3 separate regions of the Homo sapiens genome follow, and regions 1 and 2 are each linked to region 3. Evidence: read pairs that join two places in POLR2A ChIA-PET (ENCODE). Cell type or tissue: endothelial cell of umbilical vein. All regions are shown on one strand.

The links. ChIA-PET counts read pairs that join two places held together with the same protein. Peaks named below come from ENCODE experiments on the same cell type or tissue, not always from the same donor. Only the 100,000 strongest peaks of a DNase experiment are listed, where the experiment ranks them.
Region 1: POLR2A ChIA-PET joins it to region 3 with 6 read pairs; 2 of 35 experiments call an interaction of 5 or more read pairs at or near these places.
Region 2: POLR2A ChIA-PET joins it to region 3 with 9 read pairs; 3 of 35 experiments call an interaction of 5 or more read pairs at or near these places.

What each region holds. Positions count from the first base shown.
Region 1 is chr6:110,844,021-110,846,520 of GRCh38, forward strand. It overlaps a transcript of AMD1 not described here. Among named protein-coding and RNA genes, the nearest start is that of SNORA40C, 3.3 kb to the right of the region's middle. In endothelial cell of umbilical vein, no CTCF peak of the experiment used is centred here; no DNase peak of the experiment used is centred here.
Region 2 is chr6:110,835,883-110,838,382 of GRCh38, forward strand. It overlaps a transcript of AMD1 not described here. Among named protein-coding and RNA genes, the nearest start is that of SNORA40C, 11 kb to the right of the region's middle. In endothelial cell of umbilical vein, no CTCF peak of the experiment used is centred here; no DNase peak of the experiment used is centred here.
Region 3 is chr6:110,938,326-110,940,825 of GRCh38, forward strand. No RefSeq gene overlaps it. Among named protein-coding and RNA genes, the nearest start is that of GTF3C6, 19 kb to the right of the region's middle. RefSeq lists a silencer at 27-227. In endothelial cell of umbilical vein, no CTCF peak of the experiment used is centred here; a DNase peak (open chromatin) is centred at 1,296.

The sequences.
Region 1 (2,500 bases), 94 kb before region 3:
ACATTTACAGATTCTGAAGATTAGGACATTGATATGTTTAAGGATTCATTATCCTGCCTCCTATAAGCAGTAATCCACCTATACAAGAATCCCAGGTGCAGTGGCTCACGCCTGTAATCCCAGCACTTTAGGAGGCCAAGTTGGATCACTTGAGCCCAGGAGGTTGAGACCAGTGTAGCCAACATAGCAAGATCCTGTCCCTACTTCAAAAAAAAAGAAAGAAAGAAAGAAAGAGAATTATAATCTTTTTTTTTTTTTGACTGAGTAGCTGGGATTACAGGCATGTGCCACAATGCCTGGCTAGTTTTTGTATTTTTAGTAGAGACGGGGTTTTGTCATGTTGGTCTCGCTGGTCTCAAACTCCTGACCTCAGGTGATCCTCCCGCCTTGGCCTCCTAAAGTGCTGGGATTATAGGCATGAGCCGCCTTGCCTGGCCAAGTTTAGTATTTTTATGATATCTAGATGAAGGCTTCTTCTGGGCTGGGTGTGGTGGCTCACGCCTGTAATCCCAGCACTTTGGGAGGCTGAGGTGGGCGGATCACGAGGTCAGGAGATCGAGACCATCGTGGCTAACACGGTGAAACCCCATCTCTACTAAAAACACAAAAAATTAGCCGGGTGTGGTGGCAGGCGCCTGTAATCCCACCTACTCAGGAGGCTGAGGCAGGAGAATGGCTTGAACCCGGGAGGCAGAGGTTGCAGTAGGCCAAGATCACACCATTGCACTCCACCCTGGGCAACAAGAGCAAAACTGCATTTCAGAAAAAAAAAAGAAAGAAAGAAAGAAAGAAAAAAGAAATACCTGAGGCTGGGTAATTTATAAAGAAAAGATGTTTCATTGTCTCAAGGTTCTGCAGACAGTACAAGAAATGTGGTGCCTGCATCTGCTTCTGGTGAGCCTCACGAAGCTTCTAATCATCACAGAAGGTGAAATGGGAAGCCAGCAAATCACATGGAGAGAGAGAGAGAGAAAGCAAGCGCAAGCACGAGACAGTGAGGAGGGAGGTGCCACAGACCTTTTTTTTTTTTTTTTTTTGATATGGTGTCTCACTCTGTCGCCCAGGCTGGAGTGCAATGGCATGATCTCAGCTCACTGCAACTTCTGCCTCCCAGGTTCAAGAGATCTCCTGCCTCAGCCTCCCAAGTAGCTGAGATTACAGGCGTGAGCCACCACGCCCGGCTAATTTTTGTATTTTTAGTAGAGACGGGGTTTCACCATGTTGGCCAGGCTGGTCTCCAACTCCTGACCTCAACCGACCCACCTGTCTTGGCTTCTCAAAGTGTTGGGATTACAGACATGAGCCACCACACCTGGCCCGGTGCCACAGACGTTTAAACAACCAGAACTTGCCTATCACTAAGGGAATGGTGCTAGACCATTCATGAGAGATCTGCTCCCATGACTCAATTACATAGTAAGCAGACTATCAAAAAGGGAATTTGGAGATTGAGTTGCTTACCTAACATAGCATAAACATGGTGAAATGAGTATATTAGCAATTCATGCAGGGCTGGCTTCATGGGCATACAGGCCAGGCCTTAGTCTCAAAAGGGACTCATACTGAGTTTAATACCCTGCTGTTGGGTCATTAAACTCCTAATAATTTTCTCTATTTAAGCTCTTGGACTTATACCAGCGATTTGCCAGGGGTTCTCAGGCCTTAGGCCAGAGACAGAAGGCTGCACTGTCGGCTTCCATACTTTTCAGGTTTTGGGACTCGGATGGGCTTCTTTGCTCCTCAGCTTGCAGACAGCCTACTGTGGGACTTCGCCTTGTGATCGTGTGAGTCAATACTCCTTAATAAACTCCTATTCATATATACATTTATCCTATTAGTTCTGTCCCTATAGAGAACCTTGACTAATACACCAGTTTTGAAACCTGCTGCAACATTTCAAAGAAAATATTCACAGGCATACAAATAAAAACAGATTTTAGGCCGGGCGTGATGGCTCACGCCTGTAATCCCAGCACTTTGGGAGGCCAAGGAGGGTGGATCACAAGGTCAGATGTTCGAGACCAGCCTGGCCAACATGGTGAAACCCCGTCTCTACTAAAAATACAAAAATTAGCCGGTGTGGTGGTGCACGCATGTAATCCCAGCTACTTGGGAGGCTGAGGTAGGAGAATCACTTGAACCTAGGAGGCAGAGGTTTCAGTGAGCTGAGATCGCGCCACTGCACTCCAGCCTGGGTGACAGTGTGACTGTCTCAAACAACAACAACAACAACAAAAACTGAATTTAAAGATTGTCACATTTAACAGAAAAGAACACTTTTCATGTGGAACTCAGGTGAAAAAAACATTAATGAGGAAGACAAATCTAAAATTAATTTTTTCCTTTTAATTGAATATACAGTAGAATGCATAAATAGCTATCCTGAATTATATACATGAAGCCACTTTTAATTTCTTATATGACTGACATCTACAAGTTACAGAAACTATCAGAGGAAACATTAAATGCCATTGTATAAATTAACATTTACGATTAAATT
Region 2 (2,500 bases), 100 kb before region 3:
AAAAAATCAGTCCCAGCTACTTGGGAGGCTGAGGCAGGAGGATCACTTGAGCCCAGAAAGGCTGAGGCTGCAGGGAGCCGTGATTGCGCCACTGCACTCCAGCCTGGGCAACAGACCAAGACCTTGACTCAAAAAAAAAAAAAAAAAAAAAAAAATCACTGAAGCTAGCTCGGTTTTCATTAAAGATTGGGAAATTGAACAATGTTATATATTCTCAAAGGGAAGATAAACCTATATAATCTTTCCTGAAGGCAATCTGGCAATAGGAATACAAAAATATCCCTTTTGACCTAACAGTTCCACTTTGAGAAGTCTTAAGAAAGTAATTAGACAAGTGTGCAAAGATACATGAACAACAACAAAAAATCAATGCTCATCTTTGGAGGTGTTAAAAAAATTTATGTATGATGTTGGCTATGACTGTTTTTATCATAAAAAATAGAAATAAATAAATAATAATATAACCTTTCAGTGGGCTACACTGGAGCCATGTAACAGAATGTTGTAGATCTAGTTTGTGTTGATGGAAAAAGATGTTCATTTATATTGTGAAGTTAAAAAAAATACTACACAACAGTATATAGATAACAGAGTCACTAAATACTGGAATATAAAAAATTTGACAAAATATTTTCATTTAGAGTATTTCCCAAACATTTCTGATCATTTATTTTTGTTTCAAGCTCTTAGGAAATTCACAGGAAACTTCTATGCTAATATTTTCTTTCTAAAATCTTAATAAAACATAAGTAAGACACAATTGGCTTGTTTTGTTTATTTGTTTTTTGTTTTTGTTTTTGTTTTTAGTTAAGAAAACCTTTTTGTACTTTTCTCTGTCCTGACCAAGGTTGTTTGTTTTGTTAGGTTTTTTAATGTACTTGTATTTATTTATTTTACTGGAAATGAACCTAGTGGGAATAGCGAGTTGAGATTATTTATAGGCTGGTGAAGAGTTGGTCTCTGTTGATAGATATGAAACAATGTTTTCAGGCTAGGCACCTTGACTCACACCTGTAATCCCAATGTTTTGAGAGGCTGAGAAGGGAACATGGCTGGAGGTCAAGAGTTCGAGACCAACCTGGGCAACATAATGAGACCTTGTCTCTACAAATTTTTTCTAAAAAATTAGCCAGGTGTGGTGGCAAGTGCCTGTAGTCCTAACTACTTGAGAGGCTGAGATGAGAGGATTGCCTGAGCCCAGGAGTTTGATGCTGCAGTGAGCTGTGATACCACCACTGCACTACAGTCTGATACCACCACTGCAGTACAGTCTGAGAAACAGAGCGTCTCAAAAAAAAAAAAAAAAAAAAAAAAAAAGACTCACACCTGTCATCCTAGCACTTTGGGAGGTCTAGGCGGGAGGATGACTTGAGCCCAGGAGATCGAGATCAGTCTGGGCAACATAGAGTCCCATCTCTATTTAAAACTAAAAAAAAAAAAAAAAGGAAAAGTATTTTCTTTCAGTTGTCTACATGCTTTCTATACAGGTTACAATAATTCTGGCAGAAGTTTTACCAGGTTCATAATTGATACATAAAATATTCTTGGATGGACACGGTGGCTCATGCCTGTAATCCCAGTACTTTGGGAGGCCGAGGCAGATGGATCACCTGAGGTCAGGAGTTCAAGACCAGCCTGGCCAACATGGTGAAACCCTGTCTCTATTAAAAGTACAAAAATTAGCCAAGTGTGATGGCAGGTGCCTGTAATCCCAGCTATTCGGGAGTCTGAGGCAGGAAAATCACTTGAACTCAGGAGGCGGAGGTTGCAGTGAGCCAAGTGTGTGACATTGCACTCCAGCCGTGGTGACAAGAGCGAAACTCCATCTCAGAAAAAAAAAAAAAAAAAAAAAAAAAAAAAAAAATATATATATATATATATATATATATATTCCTCTGGGTTAGGGGCGGTGGCTCACACCTCTAATCCCAGCACTTTGGGAGGCAGAGGTGGGTAGATCACTTGAGGTCAGGAGTTCAAGACCAGCCTGACCAACAAGGTGAAGCCCCGTCTCTACTAAAACTACAAAGTTAGCTAGGTGTGGTGGCACACACCAGTAATCCCAGCTACTCAGGAGGCTGAGGCAGGAGAATAACTTGAACCTGGGAGGCAGAGGTGGCAGTGAGCAGAGATTGTATCATTGCACTCCAAACCTGGGCAACAAGAGTGAGACTCCGTCTCAAAAAAAAAAAAAAAAAAATCCTCTGATACATGAAAGTTTTCTGGCCAGGCACAGTGGCTAACACCTGTAATCCTAGCACTTTGGGAGGCCGAGGCGGGTGGATTACATGAGGTCAGGAGTTCGAGACCAGCCTGGCCAACATGGTGAAACCCTGCCTCTACTAAAAGTACAAAAATTAGCCGGGTGTGGTGGCATGTGCCTATAGTCCCAGCTACTCGGGAGGCTGAAGCAGGAGAATCGCTTGAACCCAGGAGGTAGAGGTTGCAGTGAGCTGAGATCGTGCCACTGCATTCCAGCTTGGGCAAGAGTGAGACTCCA
Region 3 (2,500 bases):
ATGTTGCCCAAGATGGTCTCAAACTCGCTTGAGCAATCCTCCCACCTCAGCCTCCCAACATACTGGATTACAGGTGTGACTCACTGTGCCCAGCCTGAAAATTTTCTATTTTTAGAGACTGGAGCAGACACTACTAGCTGCCTTCCCTCAATTCATTGTCCTTTTATTTATTTATTTTTTTCTTTCTGAGAGAGCAGGAATATTGCTAACCACAGAACTACATTTTCCAACCTCCTTCACAGCCCAAGGGTGGCCATATTCCACAGTGTTGGTCAATGGGACTTACATGAAAGTCTACTGGATGTTCTTTTTGTAATTTTTTTTTTTTTGAGACAGTCTCACTCTGTTGCCCAGGCTCGAGTGCAGTGGCGCCATCTTGTCTCACTGCAACCTTTGCCCCCTGGGGTTCAAGGGATTCTTGTGTTTTAGCCTCCCAAGTGGCTGGGATTGTAGGTGCACACCACCACGCTCAGCTAATTTTTGTATTTTTTAGTAGAGACAGGGTTTCACCATGTTGGCCAGGCTGGTCTCTAACTCCTGACCTCAAATGATCCGCCTGCCTTAGCCTCCCAAAGTTCTGGGATTACAGGCGTGAGCCACCACGCCCAGCCTCTACTGGACTTTCTCTTTTTTTTTTTTTTTTTTTTTTTGAGATGGAGTCTCACTCTGTCTCCCAGGCTAGAGTGCAGTGGCGCAGTCTCGGCTCACTGCAACCTCCGCCTCCCAGATTCTCTTACTTCAGCCTCCCAAGTAGCTGGGACTACAGGTGCATGCCACCACACCCAGCTAATTTTTCTATTTTTAGTAGAGAAAGGGTTTTGCCATGTTGGCCAGGCTGGTCTCAAACTCCTGACCTCAGGTGATCCGCCTGCCTCAGCCTCCCAAAGTGTTGGGATTACAGGCATGAGCCACCATGCCAGGCAAGGACTTTCTATTTTATTTTCTCCTTACAGCTTTCTTCTACTTCCCTGGCACAGACACGTGGGGCTGGGGTGCAAAGGCCATCTTTTGATCAGGAGAGACAATGAGCAGAATAGAAGACAGAAAACATAAGATACAAGAAGAAGAGACACTGGTGACATGATGGAGACACTGCCGCTCAAGACTACCTACTCTAATTACCTATGTGAGAAGACTAAACCCATGTGGTGAAAAAAAAAGAAAAGAGAGACATAATCGTCAAAGACCGAGAAGCAAAAGTCAGCCTGGCAAAGAAAACAGCATTAGCAAAGGCCCAGTGGCAAAGAGAATATAAGGCAGGATGTAGAGTTTCAATAAATCATCTTGGTTGGAACAAAAGGGCCAGTTGGTGGGTGAAAAGGAAGAGTGTGAGGTTTGATAAGGTGTGGTGGGTTCTGATACAAGTCAAACTGTCATAACAAATGAAAACATTCATAACACCCTAAGTACAACAGTTTTGCTCTTATAACTTCCTTTCTTGAAATGTGTTGGTAATAAAACATTCTGTAAGACCAAGCTATTTATTCTTTTTTTATTTTTATTTTTGAGACAAGGTCTTGCTCTGCCACCCAGGCTGGAGTGCAGTGGTGCAAACACAGCTCACTGCAGCCTGGGCTCAAGTGATCCTCCTGCCTCAGCCTCTCGAATAGCTGAGGCCACGGACATGTGCCACCATGCTCAGCTAATTTTTAATTTTTTGTAGCGATGGGGTTTCGCCATATTGCCCAGGCTGGTCTCAAACTCCTGGGCTCAAACTCCCCTGGGCCTCCCAAAGGGCTGGGTTTATAGTCGTGAGCTTCCACACCCAGCCCTAGACCAAGCTATTTAAATAAGTAATATTTTGTAAATAGACTAAAGAGCAATGCCATCAAGATGATAGAGCAAATAAAATGGTATAGGCAATGTCACGGATGAAAAGGAATTTAGAGATATCTCTTTTAATTCAACCTCTCTTTTACCAGATAAGAAGTTAAGACTCCTGGCAATGTAGGGTCCTGTCTAAAGTTTTGACAATGCCAGACAACACTGCTGCCTCATTTACTAACAGTTGATGGAATCTTTGTGTTCACAACTCTACCCGAATTACACGACTGTTATTCTTTGAAGATCAATATGAAAAATATGAAACATATAAAAAATTAAAGAAAAGACAAAGACACTATACCCAGAAGATGTTGAAATTAAGGATGGGAAGTTTAGACTTGGATTGGGGCAGTGGTTGAGAGAAATAGAGGAGAGATCAAGAGACATTCCAGTTGAGAAAGTATTACCTGTACTACATTTTCAGGGTGACTGCCTGAATAAGGAGGCCATAAGAGAAGAGAAAAATAAAGATTTCCAACTGTGACCCCAGCATCAGAAGTGAAGGTTAATTTAGAAGTGGTGGTTGTTCAAGGGGAAAGGTAACAACACATTTCATCTAAAAGTAACTCTTGGCCAGGCACAGTGGTTCACACCTGTAATCCCAGCACTTTGGGCAGGCTGAGGCAAGAGGATCACTTGAGTCAAGGAGTTCGAGACTAGCCTGGGCAACATAGTG